Linked DNA regions of Homo sapiens: regions 1 and 2 are each linked to region 3. Evidence: chromatin loops called from intact Hi-C (ENCODE). Cell type or tissue: HCT116. All regions are shown on one strand. Links, peaks and the distances in the headings refer to the core of each region. The heading gives the core; the rest is flanking DNA.

Region 1 (7,608 bases), core at 1,199-6,198, 490 kb before region 3:
CCTGTCTTTGAACATCAGACTCCAAGTTCTTCAGCTTTTGGACTTTTGAACTTACACCAGTGGTTTGTCTGGGGCTCTTGGGCCTTTGGCTACAGACTGAAGGCCGCACTGTTGGCTTCCCTACTTTTGAGGTTTTGGGACTCGCACTGGCTGCCTTGCTCCTCAGCTTGCAGACAGCCTATCATGCAACTTCACCTTGTGATGGTGTGAGTCAATACTCCTTAATAAACTGCACTTCATATATACATCTATCCTATTAGTTCTGTTTCTCTAAAGAACCCTGACTAATATAATCCCTATCACCTACAAAAGTGTCTGCCACTTCTGGTGTTTAGGTCATGTTGTTTCATTGAATATAATAGGGTCACTTTAAAAATTGTAAATGCATGTATATTATGAAATAATGTTTGTATTAAGTACTATTAATACCACTAGAAAAAACAAAAACAACACTGAAAATACTGAACCTATTCCTTCTGAGGAAGTGACAATGTAGTTATAAAATGTGCCACAGTAGTATTACCTACCTACATGTTGATTTGGTAGGGTTCTCTGGATAATCTTCCTTTTTGAAATGTAGATTTCCAAGAAAAAGCTACTGTGGACTGAGAGTTTATTCCTTTAGTCACCAGGTTGTCTCCTAACTTCCATAGAGCTTGTAAACTTATGTTATCAGGAATGTGGTAGAACTTTACTACAGTGCAGTAATTGAAATATCAATGAAAATATCATAACTGAATTGTAATGGTGTAATTGGTTATGGTGAGGTAAAATGGAAGGGTCATTGGGTTTCTTGGCTTATATGTGTGTAGCCACCCTTGATAAGTGCTAAGCTTACACTCAGTTATCCCATAAAGGGAAGAAAAGCGGGTTCATTCCTGAGGCAGCAGCCTGGGGTTATAGGGCCTAAGTTTAGTCTATGACATTGCTCCTACCTTTGCTGAACACACAAGCAGCTGGAGTAATACCAAGAAGCCTCCATTTCTCTCCATGATCCTGAATATTTCGTGCCTGGAGTGGTGAGAATTATAATTCCGCTGCTCCCCAAATTCTGGGGTGGCAGAAGTAGCCTTAGGAGACTGTCCTCTTTTGTTCTCTTATGTTGTATCTATTTATTCTCTGTAATGAAGGGCTCACTTAAAGGGAAAAGATTACCCTTAAATGTACCTTTAGAACTGGGAAACTAGTTTTGAACTTGATTAAAACATGTGTATTCTGTTTTACAGTTTTCACACCAGTTGTCCAATTGGATCCTCATAGGAACTCAATAATATAAGCAGAAAGGTGTGAAAATAAATTTAGAGTGAATTTATAAGTAACTCACAATTCTCTTTCTCTAATAATGGCACTTCTACTCTAAAGGGAAAGCTATGTCTGAAGCATGCTTTAGAAGTTTCATCTGGAGACCCAAAGCAGAGAACAATAGTACCAAGCTAATTTCCACATTCTAAAATACAGTGCCAGGTCACCAGTGAAGCATTATCAAGGGGGTAGCCTGAAACTGGTTCTGCAACTCCCATATTTTAGCCCCAGGTATTATTTTCTTAAAATGAAGAACTTATTTAGGGGGGAGATTAATGGTGGAAACCCCTTTGAAGAGAGTTCTTATTGAAACACTCTCTGCTCCCCAGATGAAGGGCACACTTATGGAACCACTTGGAGAAACAGGTGTGTCTCCAGGGCTAGATACAAGGACAGCTGCTTGACTTCATCTTCAGATGTCTGAGCATGAGAGGCTAGCTGGAACTGCTTTGATAGCAGAGCATGTAGGAAGGGATTCTCTGGGTGTAAATTAAGTTGCACATATGCATTAGTTCATTTTCTGTTGCTTATAACAGAATATCTAAAACTGAGTAATTTATTTTTAAAAAGGAATTTATTTCTTACACGTGTGAAGGCTGAGAAGTCCAAGGTTGTGTGGGGCACATCTGTTGAGGACCTGCTTACTGGTGGAGACTCTCTGCAGAGTCCCAAGGTGGTACAGGGCATCATATGGCAAGGGAGCAGAGCGTGCTTCTCAAGTGTCTTTTCATTTTTCTGTAAAGCCACGAGTCCCACTTCCATGACAATCCAATTATCCATTAATCTATGAATGGATTAATCCATTCATGAGGGCAGAGCCTTCATGACCCAATCACCTCATAAAGTTCTCCCTTTTTAATACTGTCACATTGGGGATTTAAATGTCAACATCGTTTTAAAGGGACAAATATTTAAACCACAGCAACATGTATCAGTGGCAAGCTAAGAATGTAGGATTTTCCTTCAAACCAATGGATCAATGATAATAGCAGGACTGTAATTATCTTAAAGGAGCCTCCACCTAAGAGGCTATGATGATTGATTTTATGTGTCAACTTGACTGGGCCACAGGGTGCCCAGACATTTGGTCAAACATTATTCTTGATGTATCTGTGAAAGTGTTACCATTTGATTTTGTAGACTGAGTAAAGAAGATGTCCCTCCCCAGTGTGAGTGGGCTTCATCCAACCAGTTGAAGACCCAAATAGAACAAAAACGCTAAATAAGAGGGAACTCCTTCAGCCTAACTGCTGGAATTGGACATTGGTGTTTGCTTGCCTTTAGACTCAAACTGAAAAATTGGCTCTTCTTGGGTCTTGAGCCTGCCAGTCTTCTAACTGAATCTTACACCATTTGCTCTGCTGACTGCAGGTCTTGGAACTTAGCCTCCATAATCATGTGAGACAATTCCTTACAATAAAGCCATCTATCTGTCTATTATCTATCTATCTATCTATCTATCTATCTATCTATCTATCTATCTATCTATTCACCCACCCACATATATATCTCCTACTCTGGAGAACCCTGACTAATACAGAGGCCTATCTAGATGGCTGCACTGCTGGGAACCAGGGTTTGAGGGAGAGACTATAGATAGTTCCTGTGCTGGGGTAGTTTTCCTGTGAGGTTGGATCATCAAAGAACCCAAAAAGCACTCTTTGAGAGTAGACACCTACCACTTCCAAAGTCAGATTGTAATGTCAAGAAGATTCTTCTCTTTCCCACTAATTCTTCTTCACCTCTGCAGCTGACTAAGGAGGAACAAGAAACAGCAGCTAAAGGACAAGAAAGTAAGGGAAGATAGGAAGAGAGAATGGAGAAATTTTAAATTAGAAGTGAGTTTTAGAGTTTGATATTAAATTACACTGAACATTTTAATATCTGTAAGTCATCAGAAAAGACATGAAATTTTCTCCAGTTTTCTCCCAGGTGGGAAGCAATGATTCATGGAGTGGGATTAAGGCAGCAGTGGTGAGATAGAATAAAATTGCTTTCTGCTTGTAGCTTTGAAGTACAATTTAACACCATGGTTACATTTTTATTGCATGAAGCTGTTCCTTTGACTCAAATGACTGAACGAATGAAAAATGGATCACAACTTGAATGGATGGCAATTAAATTTTGCATCCTACTAATTTATATTTGGTATAAAGATGGCATTCTTGACTAGTTCCTTGAGTAAAAGAGAAGCAGAGAAGTGGTTCTGCAGAGGGAAAAGATTGCAGCAGATCAGTGTAGAGAAGCACAGTTGAGACACAAAGATGAAGACTTGTCTTCTGATGGCTTCAAGTTCCTGTTTTCAGCCTTAAACTGATATTGGTTCATGAGATACTGTATCCTTCCAGTAAATGCATCTTTTTTTTTTCCTTAAACTTGTTGATTTGTTACCTATTACTTGTAACCAAGAGATATGCTACCAATACAGACAGGTACTACTCTCATTTTACAGATAATCTGAATAAGCTCTGTATTAGTCCATTCTCATGCTGCTATAAAGAACTGCCTGAGAATGGGTAATTTATAAAAGAAAGAGGTTTAATTGGCTCGCAATGCCGCATGGCTGGGGGGAGGCCTCAGGAAACTTACAATCATGGTGAAAGGGGAGGCAAACACATCCTTCTCCACATGGTGGCAGCAAGGAGAAGTGCTGCGTAAAGGGGGAAAACCCACTGTAAAACCATCAGATCTCAGAGAGCTCACTCACTATCACCAAAACAGCATGAGGATAACTGACCCCATGATTCAATTATCTCCCTCCAGGTCCCTCCCCCCACACTTGGAGATTATGCTAACTACAAATCAGGATGAGATTTGGGTGGGGACACAGCCAACCCATATCAGAATCAAAGAGAGCAGAATTACCTGTGGATACATAGTAGAAATGATATATTCAGAAACTAGAGAGCAGTCATTATGATGCTACTAAAACTTGTCAGGCTATATTGTAGATACTGATGATATAACAATGAACAAAATAAAATTTGTGTAGAGTGTGAGAGAGAGAATGATGTCTTTAAGATCTGGGGCTTGAACCAGTGAGTGAATGAATATGCCAACTACTGAGATGGGGAATGCTGAGACGGAATGGGATTTTTGGGGGTGGACAATCAGGAACTCTGCTTTTGTCAAGTTGATTTTAAGATGTTTATTAGATGTTCAAGTGGAGATGGATATGAGTTAGTTACAGAGAGTGTTTGGAGTTGAAATTAGCTGATTGGGAGAATCTTGATAATATTTAAAGCCATGCAACTGGATAAAATTATGTAGAGAATGACTAAAGACAGAGAAGAAGTTTCTAAGGCACCCCAACAGGTGGAAATTAAGAAAATGAGTAAGATCTAGCAAAGGAGACTCAGGGAGTACACACAGTGAGGTGGAAAGAAACCCAGAAACTAAGTAAAGATAGGAGATACAGATGAACTGTATCAGTGACTAAATGGCTGCTTCTAGGTGAAATAAAGTAAAAACCAGAAAACTGACCATTGGATTTGGTGGTGTGGGTGTCATTAGTAAACTTGACAGGAGTAATTTCAGTGACAACACATGCAAAGTTGGGTGAGAAATTACAAACTGTAATTTGTCTTTTCATACACTTCTATCTTGGAACTATTGAGATCGAGGAACTAAATTGGATGTCTTGATTACTGAAATTATGTTCCAAGACCTGTCTGACCAAATGTTTTTATATCAAGCCATATAAAGTTCTAGATCTCTGATATAAACATTGTTATTGTGTTTAAATAAACAAAGAGATTGATCATAAATATTTATGAGATTGTAATAGGCATAGAAAAAATTATTTACCAGAAACAAAAGGTTTCTTACTAGCACTGAGAAGGAAGAGCGTCTTTTTTTGGACTCCCGCATTTCCCTTATATAAACTCGGGTTTTCAACTGTCCTCTGACACATATAATTGTCTGGCCAAGCCTGAGAGCAGTGGGGATAAATCTTTGATTAGAGATGGTTCAAAGAGAAGTGAAGGAGAATGGTGCCATCATATAGACTTTTTTTGAGAAATTTTTGTTATGAAAGGGAGCAGAGATTCGGTCCAGTAATTAAAGGAAATTTTCAGGTCATGGAAGTTGTTTTTAAGATGGAAGATATTACAATAATCTTTGTGTGAGGATGGACATGATGCACTAGAAAGAGAAATATTGATGGATGGGTACAGTGCTTGCCTTGGCCCCACAAAGCCTATCATAGGAGCTCTTCCAATGGATATCAGCTATGTATCTGGCCTAAATCCAACTGACCTGCAGCAAACCACATCAATAGATTCCAAGGATGTTGGAACGTGATGCTGCTATTGAGCGAGTTCAGTGCAGCCATCTGCCCAGACTTCAGGAATTAACCTGAAAATACCTTGTATTTTCATTTTTATTGATTAATATTTTAATTAAGAATAAATTAATTATCCAATAGTAGCTCGTATTAAAGAGCCATGCTCCATCACTTTGTGTCTCTTTAATACAAGCTACTACTAGAAAATTAGTGTATTATTTTTAGTTTGGTGATTAACTACAGTAGATCATCAAAGGTCTCCTTTTCTTAGGAATCTGAAATAATCATTATGCTTATGAGATAAGTGTGTATGAGAGTGATTTGAAACAGTTTTGGTAGTCACATTACAAAAGACTGATATGTCAGTCCTTCGACACATATTTTCTTTCTAGTGTTCCTTCTCCAGCCTAAAATTAGTTCATGTTTTATATACCAAGAATTATAGCATGGAAAATGCCAATATTAACTAAGCTAGAATTTGGTTTTATTGGTGAACTAATCCTAAACCACTCCATGTTCTAGATAATCTTGGTCTTCAGAAACTCTATATTGATATGAGACCAAATCCCTTACGTGGCTTTTCATGTCCCGATTCAGTGATCTCTAGTTGGCTACCTTCAGTTTTTTTTTCTTTTTTTGAGATGGAGTCTCACTCTGTCGCCCAGACTATAGTGCAGTGGTGCAATCTCAGCTCACTGCAACCTCTGCCTCCCGGGTTCAAGCAATTCTCTGTCTCAGCCTCCTGAGTAGCTAGGATTACAGGTGCCCACCACCACGCCTGGCTAATTTTTGTATTTTTAGTAGAAACGGGGTTTCACCATCTTGGCCAGACTGGTCTTGAACTCCTGACCTTGTGATCCACCTGCCTGGGCCTCCCAAAGTGCTGGGATTACAGGTGTGAGCCATTGCGCCCAGACTACCTTCAGGTTTATATTCTTGTAGAAAAAAAGTTGAATAGGAATGGATTTAGAAGGCATGTATCTGGCTGGGCATGGTGGCTCATGCCTGTAATCCCAGCACTTCTGGAGGCTGAGGCGGGTGGATCACCTGAGGTCAGGAGTTCAAGACCAGCCTGGCCAACATGGTGAAACCCCGTCTCTACTAAAAATACAAAAATTAGCCAGGTGCGGTGGTGGGCGCCTGTAATCCCAGCTACTCAGGAGGCTGAGGCAGGAGAATTGCTTGAACCCAGGAGGCGGAGGTTGCAGTGAGCCAAGATCGCGCCATTGCTTTCCAGTCTGGGCCACAGAGTGAGACTCCGTTTAAAAAAAAGAAAAGAAGGTATATACCTTCCCATTTTCATAAATCCCACCATTTTCTATTATGTCATCTTTGGCTGTGTCATGTAGTTGTGGTTCCTGTTTAGTCCACATAGGCATTTGATTTCATGACCTTTGCATAAAATGAAATAATCTACCGAGGTTTGCATTTTTCCTAGCAGGAAAAAACATTCTATTCAGATAATTCAACTGAAGAGAATACATTCAGGTATTACTTAAGACATGAGGGTAAGAATAAACGACTGAAAAAAAGAATGATTAAGTGCTCAGAGGCTGGAAACAGAGGGAGGCCGTTACCATCCATAGGCCTGAGGGCCAAGAGGAGCAAATAGTATCCCCAGAGCCCAGAAGGTGTGAGAGCTGTGGAGGAGGGAACCACAGTGCTGAAATGGGGTCGGGGTACTCAATTCCCCTTTTCTCTGCTTTAAGATCTCCCTCCTATTGGGAGTCACACCTAGCCAGAAGCCAGTCCAACAAGGGAACACCAATGCAGCTCATAACGGTGAGCTGCTTGGGACCCAGAGGTTACAAATGGGGAAAAACAAGTCTGAATGAAACACAAGCTTAAGACACATGCTCACAGATATTCACAGGTGTGTGTGTGTGGAAGACCACTGGACAACTTTGCCATTGAGAATAATCTGTATTTCCTGAATTCGATAGCTCTGTATATGTTTAAATCCTAGAGATTTCAAAGTAATAAGAACCAGAAGGTATCTGCCATACACAGTGCCCACAGTA
Region 2 (7,608 bases), core at 1,199-6,198, 190 kb before region 3:
TCTGCCCTGGAAGGCTATGTGGAGCAAGTCTTGGTCCTATTTTCTGTCACCAGAATCAGGCCTCACCAGCCAGTTTGCTTTTTCTAAATGAAACAGTTCTGTTAAATTTTCTTCGTAATTCATGGTGCTGGACCTCAGCTCCAAAGCACAGTCTTTGGCCTAATTCAATGTAAGACTTGAAAACAGCATCTAGCTCAGAGTGGATATCCTTCATCCCAGTCCCCTTGCCTAGAAAGTTCTCCCCAACCCCTCCAAGCCGCCCGCTTTTGCCCAGTCAACATCTTGCTTCTGAGGAAGCTCATTTCTCTGAGTTTCCTGACTCGGCCAATTCTCTCTAGAATATTCTCTCATGGAACCAAATATTTCTCTTGGTTAGTACTTAGTATAGTTGTAATATATTATAGCATTTTTATTTGTGGGATTCTTAGATTACTCTCTTCCCAAATGACTTTAATGTATTTGAGGACATAAAGAAGTCTGGGACATAAGTCCATTGTACCCAAAACCCAGCCAAACCAATGCTTAAAAATAGTAACATCTACAGGCCTGAGTTTCAGCACACACACACACACACACACACACACACATACAAATAATAATAATAATAATAATATCTAAAAATAAGCATATCAAGATCCAAACTGACCACATTTCCTTCCAATCCCTTACCTCCTTCTCAAAGTTCTCTCTTAACTAATTCTAATCTTGTCCCTCCAGTTCAGTCATGGAACTATTATCTCCTTGGCTTATTCTTGTACTTTCTCCCTCTCCACTGCCTCACCCCTTTATTTCCCCAGCCTTTGCCAATTCTTCCCAGTTGCCCCTTTCTGGTTTATCCATTTTCATAGCCTGTTAGCATTCTCTTACGTTTGGCCATTCAAAATCTCTCCCCAGCCTTTCAAGTGTCTATCACTAATCTTTCATACATGCCTTTCTATTGCAGGAAGTTAGGTGTTGGCACCTTAAGGGAAATAATACCTACTTCTAATTTGAACTAGCACTCAGGAACTACTGCTGACTGAATAACTAATGGGAAATGACAATGGGAAAAAATGAACGACAATGGGAAAAAAAAGCAGTCAATATCTATTAAATGCCTAAGTACAAGCCAAGGGGCTCCATCCTTTAAACACCATAGCAAATTATCTTTCAACATTTTTCCATCGTGAGCCTCCCCTGCTCAACTGGTGCCAGCTGGATTAACTTTCCATAGTTCAAGGTCTTCCACCGATTTTTTTTATGCTCCCTCATACTTCTGCATTCCCACCCTCCCTAGATTTTTTGCTGGTCCTATAATCTTCTCAACCAGAAGATATACTTAATCTTCTCAGCCCATCTTCATCTGCATCATTCTCCTTGCCTTGAAAATGTTCTTCCCCTCTTCCCCACCATTTTGATTCTTTTAAAAAGTTTTACTTGAGACTGGGTATGGTGGCCTATACCTGTGATCCCAATGCTTTGGGAGGCTAAAGTGGGAGGATTGTTTGAGGCCAGGAGTTCAAGAACAGCCTGGGCAACATAGTAATACTCCATTCCTCCATCTCTACAAATTTTTTTTTAATTAGCTGGGTGTAGTGCGGCATGCCTGTAAGCCCATGTACCACCACCTGAGAGGCTGAGGCAGCAGGATCACTTGAGCCCAAGAGTTCAAGATAGCAGTGAGCCATGATCATGCCACTGCCACTGCACTCCAGCCTCTCTCCAAAAAAAAGAAAAAAAGAAAGAAAAGAAAAGAAAAACAAAGTTTTATTTGATGTATCTTCTCAGTAAAACTTTCCTTAATTAACCCGTACCCCCTTGCATGCAGTTACCCCATTATTAGAGCACAGATTTTTAACCTGAAGTCCGTTGAAACCTATGAGATTAAATGCAAGTGTTTATGTACATGTGATCATGTGCTTTTTGTTGCAGGAAGCTCCAGGACTGTAAAGAGGTTCTCAAGTGAATCTATGACCTTGAGATTTTGTTGTAGCTCTTAGTAATGGTTACCAAATATTTCTGGCTCTCCTTCCTCCTGGGCTTATGATAGAATTGCACCGCCTGAACTCTTGTGATTGGGTGGCACCATGTGACAAGTTCTAGCCAATAAGCTTAGAGTCGAATGACATGTCCCAGAGCACTTTCCCTCACCACAGAGGCAGGCAAGTTTTGAGGTGGTGGTTGCTCACATAGCTTGCTCTGTGATTGGCTGCAATGTGCAGAGTTACCTTCCAGACCTTTCATGAACAGGTAAAGTGAGAAAATAAAGAAATAAAGTTGTTTAAGCAATTGATTTTGAGAAATTGTTATCACACATAACCTAGCCCAGCTTGACTGATATAACTATTGAACATGACTGGTTTGGAATATTGCTATAGCATGAATATTGACAGACTTTTAGTTATAATCTTACCCAAAGAAAGGAGATAAGACCAGTTGACAGTGAGAAGCTTGTCCTGCTTTCTCCTGGGTGCTCCTGTACTCCAAGGGGCCAATCAGATGCATGTTTCCCAGCATATGAAAAGCATATCCATAACACTATTGGAATGTTTTTGCCAGGCATAGATATGGCATTAAGTAGCATTAAGTTCTATAGTTGTCTGAAATGTATTCCTTGTGCAATTCTCCTAGTTACACAAAAAAGAAACTATCAGAGGCTAGCGTGAACACCTTTCTGATGCTTGAAAATCCTCCTTTTTGGCCTTAGACTCTGAGCTTTCTGCAGGCTGCAGGATCTAACCAGAAATTCATTAACATCTTTATGGTTGTATTGAACTTAGGGTTTGAATTTCTTTCCATTTATATAGGCAATAAAATTTTCAAGTTGATGCAGTGATATAAACCTTCTTTGATTTAGGCTTAACAAGAGGTTCAATATTCAAAAAAATTAAGTAAATAGTAGCACAAATAATGCTTAGAGATAACAAAGTAATACTTCAAATGACTAATTTTTTTGGGGGGGAGAAATTTTGTATTATCTTGTAGTTCAATCTTGGGTGAGGCCTAATTCCCATTTTGGAGTCCAAAACTCTTGATTGTGTATTCTCACCTCTCTCTTCTTCCTGTCTCCAAGGGTTCTCAAGATTCATTGAGCAGGCAGGGCACTGTGGCTCACACCTATAATCCTAGCAGTTTGGGAGGCTGAAGCAGGAGATCACTTGAGCTTAGGAGTTGAAGACCAGCCCAGGCAACATAGAGAGACCCCATTTCTACAAAAAATTTTTAAAAATTAGCCAGATATGATGGCACACAACTGTAGTCCCAGCTACTCGGGAGGCTGAAGTGGGAGAACCATTTGAGCCAGGAAGTTGAGGCTGCAGTAAACTGTGATTATGCCACTGAACTCCAGCCTGGGCAACAGAGTGAGACCCTGTCTCAAAAAAAAAAAAAAAAAATTCAGTGACCAAAAACGTTGTGCGTGTGTGTGTGTTTTAACACTTTAGTTCCACAGCAAAACTTGCCTCAGAACATATTCAATAGGCAGGAGTTATGTACAGCAGAAGGTAGAAAACTGGGCTTGGGTCTGCTGTGTGACCTTAGGCAAATTACTTAACCTCCCTGGGCCTCGGTTTGTTCATTTGTCAAATGAGGGTAACATTACCTAGGCTGAGGCCTCAGAGAGTTGCTGCAAGGATTCAATTATATAATAGTTGTAGAAACGCGTTGGAAGGTCTGAGGCACTCTGCAGTTGCCTTCCCTGATTATTATTCAGCTCCCAGTCCCTGGGAATTCACTGAAACAGGGCTTGCCATGCCTGAATTTTAACATTGTAACCAACCTTAAAACATAATAATTTCCTTTTTACTGATGTGATTAGAATTGATTGCTGGACGCCATCGCAAACCGAGTCATTTGCAGCCTCTCCTCCATTAGACTGAAAAAGAAAAGAAACGCAAGTGTTTGCGTAACTGCTAGAAGCCTGTTTCTCTGTCAAGCCGGCGGAGGTGGAGTTTCTTCTGGGAGTCTGCTTCTGGCTCCCTTGACTTCAGCAGGGCTTGGCGTCAGACGGAAGGATTTTAAGTCAAAACACACACGGCTACAGGGAATACGATGAGTCATGTTCCGCCGGGGCTGAGCCGCTCCGGGGAATCAGCAGCAGAAATGAATGAGAGTGAACGCCTCCTCCAGGCCTGAGCCACCGCCTCCTCAGCCCAAGGCCAGGTTCACGGTTTTAATCATCAGTGTCTCCGCACAGCCCCGCATGGAGGGGCACGGCGGGAGCAGTTTGCACATTACACATTCACAGAGGCGCAGCCGTTCATTACAGTCATCCTCGGGCTCTGCCCTAATGAGACTCAGGAACAAGGCTTTAAATGTCATGATGCTTTTGTGTCTTTTCCTGATGGGAGAACTACACGATGCTGGTGATGCAGCCGGTTTCGGAGGAACCAGGGCGGGGGCCTCAGACGCAAACCCCGACATGACGACTATCTCCAAGGCCCCCAGACCTCTTGGCTACTAAGCCAGTTAGAGGGTTCTGAGTGAATGTGCCCCTTCAGATTCCCTTTGGGGTATTTATTTCCGGACCTAAACCCTAACATCTCTAAACTGTCTGCGTCTGTCTGGCTAGCATCCACCAGCTGAAGTAGGACTTGGGTCTTTTAACAACAACAAGGAGATTAAAATCCTGTGGTTTTTTTCCTACAATGGTGAATCCCTTTCTTCTAAACTCGGCTTCATTACTCTTTATCTTAGCCAAAAGTCAAGAATCATCCACGTATTAAAAGAGACAGAGAGTCAGTTAATGGGCACATTCTGGTGCCAAACCAGGTGCCTGGGTTTGCACCTGCCTCTTCCTCTTCCTAGCTGTGGAGCCTCAAGCTATTTATTTATTGTCTTTGTTCTTCTGCTCTCTCTCCTCTATAAAATGGAAATCATAATAGCAGTTACCTCATAGGGTTTTGTGTGACTTCAATCAGAACAATAAGCATTCGATAAATATAGTGCTATTATCATTATGACATATTTATTGACCTTTTATTTTCACCAAGACTTGCATCAGGCACTGACAACACAAAGCAAATAAAATTCAAGGGCTGTTCATGTGGAGCCTAGTGAGGAAAATATCTATACCCATTGCATAGGCTGTTTTGCATTACTATAAAGGAAGACCTGAGACTGTGTAATTTATAAAGAAAAGAGGTTTAATTGTCTCCCGCTTCTGCAGGCTGTGCAAGCATGGCACCAACATCTGCTTAGCTTCTGGTGAGGACCTCAGGAAGCTTACAGTCCCAGTGGAAGGTGAAATAAGAGCAGGCATGTCACACGGCAGGAGTGGCAGCAGGTTTGTGTGGGCAGACTTTTAAATAACCGGGTCTCACATGAACTGAGGGAGAACTCACTTATTACCAAGGGGCTGGTACTAAACCATTCATAAGGGATCCATCTCTATGATCCAGTCCTCCTGGCCTCACTTCCAACATTGGGGATTACACCACAACATGAGATTTGGAGGGGACAAACATCTAAACCATATCACACATCATAGCAGGCTGTGATAAATGGGAAGACAAGGGACCAGTGGCTGGAGAGAGACCATGATTAGTGTTGCATAGGAGGGCTGGAGATTTTAGATAGCAGGGAACCTTTGAACTTGAGTGTCTAAAATGGATGGAAGCTGGCCAGGAAAAGATTGGAAGCAGCTGAGTGTGGTGGCTCATGCCTGTAATTCCAGCACTTTTGGAGACCGAGGCAAGAAGATTCCTTGAGCTGAGGAGTTCAAAACCAGCCTGGGCATCATGTAGAGACCCCATCTCTACAAAAATTAATAATAATAAAAATTAACCAGACATGGCAGCATGCACCTCTAGTCTCTGCTACTCAGGAGGCTGAGGCAGGAGGATCGCTTGAACCCAGAAGATTGAGGCTGCAGTGAGCCATGTTCACAGCACTGCACTCCAGCCTGCAGCCTGGGCAATGGAGCGAGATCCTGTCTCAAAGAAAAACAAAGAAAGAATAGAAGCATTTGCTTCATCTCAATCTCTCAGCAAGTCTGCAGCTTTACGCAGAGCTTTCTTCAGTTGTCCGAAGAGAAGAGCAGGCTGCTCCCGGACCCTGAACGTGACCCACAGGGTATGTGGGTGTTTTAGAGCCTTATCTCTGTGTCTGGAGCCTGTCCCCACACCTGTGCTGCTCTAGAAGACACTACATGCTCCAGGGGTTTACTATGTCTCTTGCACCCAAAGATAACAAATCAAGTCAAAGAAGGGGTCTTCTTTTTTTTAAGACAGAGAGAGAGAGAGAGAAAGGGACCAAACAGATACTTGCCAGAGGCCAAGACATTCTATGTTTTTAGGATATTCCTGATCTTGGGGCTTTGGAATTAAGTTCTCATAGCTCTCATCAAGTAGTCACAATAGGACACTCAGCTAATGACTTTTCAGGATTTCTTGGATGTGGAAAGATAAAGTGGCAAAACGAAGGGTATGTGATCATGAGAATAGCTAATGTTTATTAAGTTGACTATATGTCACACCGTTTACAATTACTATATCTTTACACTCAACCTATTGGGAATATTACATGTTGAACTATGTTAACTTGCCATTTTTAGATTTAGAAAATGATCGAATATAGCAAGTTCATGTGGTTCAAGCTAATATCATTACCATTCTGTTGATGAGGAAACTGAAGCTTAGAGAGGGTCATGAATAGATGCAAGTGACCTGTGGTCAGATGATCTAGATTTGATTTCTGGTGACACCACTTAATAATAGTTTCTACCCTCATAAGGATGTTGGGGGGTGGTGGCTGTTAAATAGGATACTTTAATAAATAAGGGCCTAGCACATTTTGAGATTGCAACATTCTTTTTTCTATACCAACTAACCCTTGATCAAAGGAGAGGAAAAAATAAGTAGACTAATCCCCATTCCTAGGCAGTCAGAGGGTTAGGGGTGGGCGCTGGGCCTCCTGGTATCCTGCATTGACTACCAGGCCTGGTCCTGTTGTCCCCAGTTCCCAAGATCTAGTAAGAGAGAAGCATTTAAATGATCACTCTGAAAAGGAGGATTCAGTGATGAGTAGAACATAGAGCAGTGACTGGGTTTGAAATCAGGAAACTGGGGACAGAGGTCCTTTGTTGAGTTTCTGGAGACTTGGGATGACACTCTCAGTTTTGCTTAAAGGGACCACTAAGAAGGCAACAAAAACTACTGGGGTGGAGCATAAGAAAAACAGATACAAAAGAGAAACTGTCAAGAGTACCCATTGGTTATATCACTGATCACCATTTCCCAGGAGCCATGGAAATGGGAAGGCTTCCCAAGAGGCCCTCAAAAAGCTTCCTCTACTGCTGCCTTCTCTTTGCTACCCTGGGGCTAGCTATAAAGGAGAGCCAGGCACCAGGTTAGCGGTGCTACACAGATACAGGAAATCTCAACCCCTCATCGGTATTAAGATTACGGCTTCCCCTCATAGTCTCACTCTTTTATTCTACTCAAAACCATGATTAGTTGAGTGAAATAAATTTAAACTTGAGAATTTGGCAATCATCTTTTAAATAAGTGGCATCCCCACTGAACAAAACTAAATCCAACTGGGTATTGCTGAAACCAATTCTGTATAGTTGGGTCTTACATAGAGTGCATGGTAAATGTGTTCTCCCTTCCAGCCTCCTACCGTAGCACC
Region 3 (7,608 bases), core at 1,271-6,270:
TTCCTCCAGGGCTCCATGGTTTACCTTTGAATGTCAGGATGAGCCCTTAAAACAATTATCCTGACGTCCTTCCTCTAAGCGCATCTGAAAGCCACAAGACTATCTTTCCAAGGCTACTCCCTCTCAACCCCTCTCCCTTGCGTCTGAACCCCCATCCGAGGGGCTTTCTGAAAAGTGGAAAGGAGGGACGTTCACTGTTTCTTCAGCAGCATGGCATATTCACCTTCTCAAAGGACTCCAGCCAAATCCAGTTCCCTCTTCCAGAAGCCAAGCTGCCTTCTCCCTAAAAAGGCCATCTGCAGGCCAGGCGCAGTGGCTCACGCCCATAATCCCAACACTTCCAAGGTGGGCGGATAACCTGAGGTCAGGAGTTGGAGACCAGGCTGACCAATATGGAGAAACCCCATCTCTACTACAAATACAAAATTAGCCGGGCGTGGTGGCACATGCCTGTAATCCCAGCTACTCAGGAGGCTGAGGCAGGAGAATTGCTTGAACCCAGGAGGTAGAGGTTGCGATGAGCCGAGATTGAGGCACTGCACTCCAGCCTGGGCAACAAGAGAGAAACTCCATCTCAAAAATTAAAAAAAAATTTTAAAAATTTATAAAGGCCATCTGCTGAAGCCTTTTGTAATGTATCCTTAGTATAGATTTTACCAGCATGCTCTGGGTAGAAATAAGATTTGCCAGACGGAAGTTTCCCAGACACTTTTTACACATGTTCTTAGGATGAAGATTCACTGACATCTGCCAGTCTTCTAATTTAGCGACCCTTTGAAACAAATGTTACATTCCACAAATTTAAATGTTAGCTTTTTCAAGCTTGCTGCATGCCATCCAGCCAAAATGGTGTAACTCAATCACTGTTCCGGATTTCATCCAGGGCCTGCTGGGCATTTATCACTAGGCCAGGCAGAAGGGGCCAGGAGGCGCCAGGAGGCAGTGGAATAGCTTGATTGTTAAGTGGGAAAACTTTGGTAATCAGTAGCTTGAGAGCTTGTATTTAAATCCCGGCTCTGTCATTTATGAGCTAAGTCGATGTGAAAAAGTTACCTGATCTTTGTAGTCTCCTTATCAACAAAATAGGAAAAACAATGATAAGGACCTCAGTGATGCTGGGAGAACAAAATGATATTACATATGTCAACCTCTATAGTGTAGAGTCCAGCAAAGAATGAGCATTCAGTAAATGTCTGTAATCATTAATAAATTACCCAGGCCAGTCACGGTGGCTCACGCCTGTAATCCCAGCACTTTGGGTGGCCGAGGTGGGCAGATCACCTGAGGTCAAGAGATCGAGATCAGCCTGGCCAACATGGCGAAAGCCCTTCTCTACTAAAAATACAAAAATTAGCCAGACGCGGTGGCAGGCATCTGTAATCCCAGCTACTCGGGAGGCTGAGGCAGGAGAATCGCTTGAACCCAGGAGGTGGAGGATGCAGTGAGCCAAGATCGCATCATTGCACTCCAGCCTGGGCAACACAGAGAGACTCCATCTCAAAAAAATTAATTAATATAAAATAAATTATCCAGGGGCCAGCCCCTCACATTTATACTCCCATTTATCTTCATCAAGGCAGGCAAAAACAATCTCTGCTTCCCCATTCAGAATCATCCCATTACTACCCCATTATTTATTTCACTAACAGTTTCCATGTTCTGATGGGAAGAGCCTCTGACAGCCATTTCACAGGTACCCCAGAAGGACATTCTTGGGAAACAACAAACTATTTGCTGTCTAGCTGACTTACTTACCTTGTCTCCTTAATCGCCTGGTCTCATCAGTCACCTTTCCATTATTATTATTTAAATAATAAGTTTATCCCAGAAACAGCAGGGATATACTTAGAGATGAGTAATCTGGAGTTCCTTTCTTTTTCTCTTGACCACTGACCAATGGTCTTCTGATCATGTATTTATTCAAGTTCCCTGTAAGGTGTTTACTTCAGGGTTCCCCATTTTTTCACTTATGGGTGTGTATTCTTCTAGCATCCTTTTTCTTTTCTCGAGATGGAGTTTCATTCTTGTCACCTAGGCTAGAGTGCAGTGGCGCAATCTCAGCTCACTGCATCCTCCACGTCCTAGGTTCAAGCGATTCTCCCGCCTCAGCCTCCCAAGCAGCTGGGATTACAGGTGCCCGCCACTGCGCCCAGCTAATTTTTGTAGTTTTAGTAGAAACTGGGCTTCACCACGTTGGCCAGGCTGATCTTGAACTCCTGACCTCAGGTGATCCACCGACCTCGGCCTCCCAAAGTGCTGGGATTACAGGCATGAGCCACGGCGCCTGGCCCTCTAACGACTTTTTCTATCATTGAGTGGCAGCAGCAGAATTTTGAATTTTGAGTTTTCACCTTCCCTGCTGATTCCTTAATTGTACTGCATTACTCCTCTAAGGTGAATCACTTTCACTCTTTTCCCACCAGTTTCTACGCACAGTCATAGCACCAGTTAGTGGGGATCGGAAGGCAGGTGTGGCCTGAACCAACTTCCCTCGTCTCTCTCTCCAGACCTCATGTCTTCATATCCAAATGCCTTTCACAGGCTTGGCAGAGGCAGGTAACATATTAAATAAGGGTAAAGATCAGCATCATACAATAGGGGGTGGAGGAGAGAGCAGCAACTATGAATCACAAGCTCCAACGAAAGCCGCAGCCACAGCTCTGCCATAGTCAAGTGTGGCCAAGAAAAACATGTCAATCACTGTTGCTAAGTCTTCAGATTTTTTTCCCAAAAGCCTGAAATCTGGATGATTAGGTGAAATATTGGAGTTGTCTTAACGTTGTCAATTAATAATAATAAAACCTTGTTCAGGCTGACACAGCTCACGCCTGTAATCCCAGCACTTTGGGAGGCTGAGGCAGGTGGGTCACCTGAGATCAGGAGTTCGAGACCAGCCTGGCCAACATGGCACAACCCCGTTTCTACTAAAAATACAAAAATTAGCCGGCCATGGTTATAGGCAGGTGCCTACAATCTCAACTACCTGGGAGGCTGAGGCAGAAGAATCACTTGAACCCGGGGGGCAGGGGTTGCAGTGAGCTGAGATCGTACCTCTTCACTCCAGCCTGGGCCAAAGAGCAAAACTCCGTCTCAAAAAAATAAATAAAATAAAATAAAATAAAACCTTGTTCAAGCTAAACAAAGCACACTGTGTGTGGATGTGGTCTGCAAGCTCTGTTTGGCTGCAGGCCTCATTTGAGGCTGCTGAATCAGATGATAGCTGGAGTCCCTCATCGCACTAACACTCTACAGCTTTGCTTGGCTCAAGAGATTTCTCCTTTCTGTGGCTTCTGAGACTACCTATTTGAGGAAGTGGTCCTCTGACCCAAGAACCTCGCTTCTATATCTCAGCCGAATATTACTGTCAAATCTATTCTGAGGTCAAAGTCTCTCATTTACATATATACATCAAATGTCATAGGTTTTTTTTCCCCTCAAGATTGCCAGCTCAGGTTTCCATGATAAATGAGAGGAAAATTTACATAAAAAATTTAAATCTCCACAATCTCAGAATGTCATTTTTGGCCTGCTGTCAATCTCAGAATCTCAGGTAGGCCTGTCATGTCAGCCTTTTTCCTGAAATAAAATGTTGAAAAGACACTGGCCAACATATTTCAATTATTTTCCTAATCCTTGCACACCATCTGGTGGCAGAACTAGCTACTGTGAAATGTTCAGGGAAAGGCAAATTAAGTGGATCTGAGGGGGCAGAACAGAGCTAGGAAGAACAGGATAAGAGGAACAACAATAAGGGGAAAAAAATGGAATAACACAGAAACAAACTGTTGACATGTATTAAGTCCATGCCAGCTACAAGTAACCTGCAGAATAAAAGGTTAACTGCTATGAATTATTAAGTAGCCACTTACGTGAAATGTGAACATTCTCTCTATAAAGACAATTCCTCATAAAATTGTCTGTCTGTTATCCATCCACCTGTATGGCACAGTAAAATTTAATGGAAGAAAAGAAGGAAGGAAGGATAGACAGGTAGTTACACTGAAAGGACAGAATAATCCACTTGCTATGAATTGAATTGTGTCCCCTAAATTCATATGTTACAGTCCTAACCCCCCAGTACTTCAGAATTCAACTTTATTTGGACATAGATGTTGCAGCTGGGTGCAGTGGCTCATGCCTATAATCCTAGCACTTTGGGAGGCCAAGGTGGGCAGATCACCTGAGGTCCGGAGTTTGAGACCAGCCTGGCCAACGTGGTGCAGCCCCATCTCTACTAAAAATACAAAAATTAGCTGGGTGTGGTAGCTGGTACCTGTAATCTCACCTACTCAGGAGGCTGAGACAGGAGAATCACTTGAACCCAGGAGGCGGAGGTTGCATGGAGCGAGATTGCGCCACTGCACTCCAGCCTGGGCAACAAGAGTGAAACTCCATTTCAAAATAAAAAGAGAGAGAGGGAGATAAGAAATAGACATTGCAGATGTAACTTGTTAAGATGAGGTCATACTAGAGTAGGGTGGGCCCCTAGTTCATTGTCACTGGTGGACTCATATAAAAGGGAAATTCGGGCCTAGACACACACACACACACACACACACACACACACACACACACACAAACACCACATGAAGGTGAAGGCAGAGATTGGGGTAATGCAACTGAAGCAAAGGTGCACCAAAGACTGCCCTTAAACCACCGCAAGCCAGGAGAAAGGCAAGCAACCCATTCTCTCTTGAGAGTTCCTAGAAGAAACCATTCTTGCCAGGCTTCTAGCCTCCAGAACTATGAGATGATAAATGTCAGTGTTTAGGCCACCCAGCTCATGGTACTTCCTTATGGCAGCTTAGCAAAGCAATCCACCATATATCTCTGGCTTTGAATTTTATGCCTTTTATTTTTAATCTCAAAAATCATCACTGTTGTTTTCTATCTCATTACAATTCCATATTATAAAACCAGATCATCTACATTCCAAAGATAAAGTCAGCAGATTCCATTCAACTTAGCAAATATTTATTTAGTAGCTACCACAGTGAGGTATTTAAAATGAAATAATAACTCATTCCTAGACTCACAAAATTCTAGCATTAGAAAGGACAATAAAGCTGATTAGGTACAACACTTCTCATCCTAAAACTGAAGAAATCTTCTCATGAACCTAGGTGAAAAAAATCTTCAACAAAATATTAGCAATTCAAATCCAATAATATATAAATAGAATTACACACTACAAGCAAGTGGGATTTATCCCAGAATGCAAAGCCAGATCAGCATTCAAAAATCAATTAATGTATGGCCAGGTGTGGTGGCTCACACCTGTAATCCCAGCACTTCCCGAAGTGGGGCAAGGAGGGCGGATCACTTGAGGTCAGGAGTTCGAGACCAGCCTGATCAATGTGGCAAAACCCCATCTCTACTATAAATACGAAAATTAGCCAGGCATGGTGGCACACACCTCTAATCCCAGCTACTCGGGATGCTGAGACAAATGAATTGCTTCAACCCAGGAGGCGGAGGCTGCAGTGAGCTGAGATCGTACCACTGCACTCCAGCCTGGGCAACAAAGCGAGATTGCGTCTAAAAAAAAAAAAAAAAGAAAAAAAATCAATCAATGTAGTCCAAGTATGATGGCTCATATCTGTAATCCCAGAGCTTCAGGAGGCTGAGGCAAAAGGATCACTTGAGGTCAGGAGTTTGAGACCAGCCTGAGCAACATATCGAGAACCCATCCTTACAGAAAATAAATAAATAGCCAGGCATGGTGACGCACACTTGTAGTACTACATACTCAGGAGGCTGAGGTGGGAGGGTCACTTAAGCCTGAGTTCAAGGCTGCAATGAGCTATGATCAGGCCACTGCACTTCAGTCTGGTGACAGAGCAAGACCCTGTCTCTTTAAAAAAAAAATCAATTAATATAATTTATCACACCAACAGGCTAAAAAAGAAAAATCACATGATTATATCAACAGATACAGAAAAAGCATTTGAGAAAACTGAACATCAATTCATGATAAAACTTCTTAGCAAACTAGGAAGAGAGAGGAATGCCCCCAACTTGATAAAGAACATTTACAAAAAACTACAATTAACATTATACTTAATGATGATATACTAGAAGCTTTCCCTTTCAGGTCAGGAACAAGGCAGGGATGAACTCTCTCATTACTGCTTTTCAATATCATACTAGTCCTAGCTAATGCAATAGGACAAGAAAGGGAAATAAAAGTATACAAATAGGGAAGAAAGAAAACTGAAGAAATCAAGGCCCAGAGACCTGGTGATTATACCTTCAGTGGTACAGTTTGAGGCAGAATTAAGATGATCTCCACATTCCCAGCCCAAGGCTATTTGCACTTAGCATCTGACACTTTTTCTCATCCACCAAAGCTAAAACCCCTACTGTTCATTTTTTCCAGTTATGCAAATAATTATAACCAGAGAAGTCTTTTGCTAATACCAGAGACCTATGTATAACAGTCGATGGTTGACATATGTAGGGCATGCGTCAGACACCATGGAAGAAGCACATTACACACAGTACTTCATTTAATCTTCCTCATAACCATGAGAAGTAGATACTATTATTATTCCCACTTGATAAGGACTCTAGGGCTTAAAAAAGTTAAGTACCTTGTTCCAGATCGACGAGCTAGAAGGTTTCAGAGCTGGGCTTTGATTCCAGAGCCCATTCTCTTAACAGCAATGCAACATTGCCTCCTTGAGCAGAAAGCAAAGAGATATACGCTGGCACCAGTTAGACTGGCCTTGCCCACTTTTAAAGTCACTATGATATTGAACCACCCATATAATGAGAAGGTAGCTCTCTTTTTTCTTTTTTTGAGACAGTGCCTCACTCTATTGTCCAGGCTGGAGTGCAGTGGCGCTGCAATCTCCACCTGCTGGGATCAAGCAATTCTCGTGCCTCAGCCTCCCGTGTAGCTGGGATTACAGGCACCCACCAACAAGCCTGGCTAATTTTTGTATTTTCAGTAGAGTGGGGTTTCACCATGTTGGCCAGGCTGGTCTCGAACTCCTGACTCCAAGTGGTCTGCCCGCCTCGGCCTCCCAAAGTGCTGGGATTACAGGCGTGAGCCACTGCACCCGGCCCATGAGAGAGTAACACTTAAAGCTCCCTCTGCCCCATCTAATACTAACGGTTTCTGTGACCACCATAAAAACAAGCAGAGAGGCCAAAAGGCCTAGGCTTACAGAGACTAAGAAGAAATAAAAATTCAACTGACGACAATAATGACACTAGTACTGAGTCATTCTGTGTCACTAGTATTACATTTATCACAGAAGTGACAATAAAATAGGTAGAAAAAGCTCTAAGTAAAGTTTTTGAACTGTCAACATTTTGCAAAAGATATCTGAGGCCATCTAACTAGTTTAGCTTGATCAAACGTGGGCTCTTATCTCTTCCTAGAGAGTGATGAGGAACTTAGAAAAGATTGTTTGTATATCTCTACTGAGGGTCTGGAACGTTATTGAGAGGAGGAGCCATTACTTCCTTTGAGATTTTAAGATAACTAAACAGACCTTGTATTGGCAGGGAAATCCCTGTTTCTAAGAGAAATGAGATGGGAGGATGGTAAGGAAGGAGGGGAGGAAGGTACAGTCACTATCTGCTGGGCTTTCTTCCTTA

Evidence for each region. Hi-C counts contacts between places; a loop is a spot of excess contacts. Peaks named below come from ENCODE experiments on the same cell type or tissue, not always from the same donor. Only the 100,000 strongest peaks of a DNase experiment are listed, where the experiment ranks them.
Region 1: a loop joins it to region 3, with 5 times the contacts of the local background. A loop is called at or near these places in 7 of 110 quality-filtered maps.
Region 2: it touches region 3 in a loop (2.8-fold over the local background); 6 of 110 quality-filtered maps call a loop at or near these places.

Annotation. Positions count from the first base shown.
Region 1 is chr2:223,302,645-223,310,252 of GRCh38, forward strand. No RefSeq gene overlaps it. Among named protein-coding and RNA genes, the nearest start is that of KCNE4, 250 kb to the left of the region's middle. In HCT116, for the core only: a CTCF peak has its summit at 3,949 (motif pointing right); a DNase peak (open chromatin) is centred at 3,957.
Region 2 is chr2:223,609,201-223,616,808 of GRCh38, forward strand. No RefSeq gene overlaps it. Among named protein-coding and RNA genes, the nearest start is that of SCG2, 11 kb to the left of the region's middle. RefSeq lists an enhancer at 3,851-4,145. In HCT116, for the core only: no CTCF peak of the experiment used is centred there; a DNase peak (open chromatin) is centred at 4,021; H3K4me3 peaks cover 1,106 bases; H3K27ac peaks cover 2,061 bases.
Region 3 is chr2:223,794,674-223,802,281 of GRCh38, forward strand. The region is part of intron 1 of AP1S3 (adaptor related protein complex 1 subunit sigma 3); the gene reads right to left. Among named protein-coding and RNA genes, the nearest start is that of AP1S3, 39 kb to the right of the region's middle. RefSeq lists an enhancer at 3,399-3,448. In HCT116, for the core only: a CTCF peak has its summit at 3,650 (motif pointing left); DNase peaks (open chromatin) are centred at 2,638 and 3,633; H3K27ac peaks cover 5,000 bases.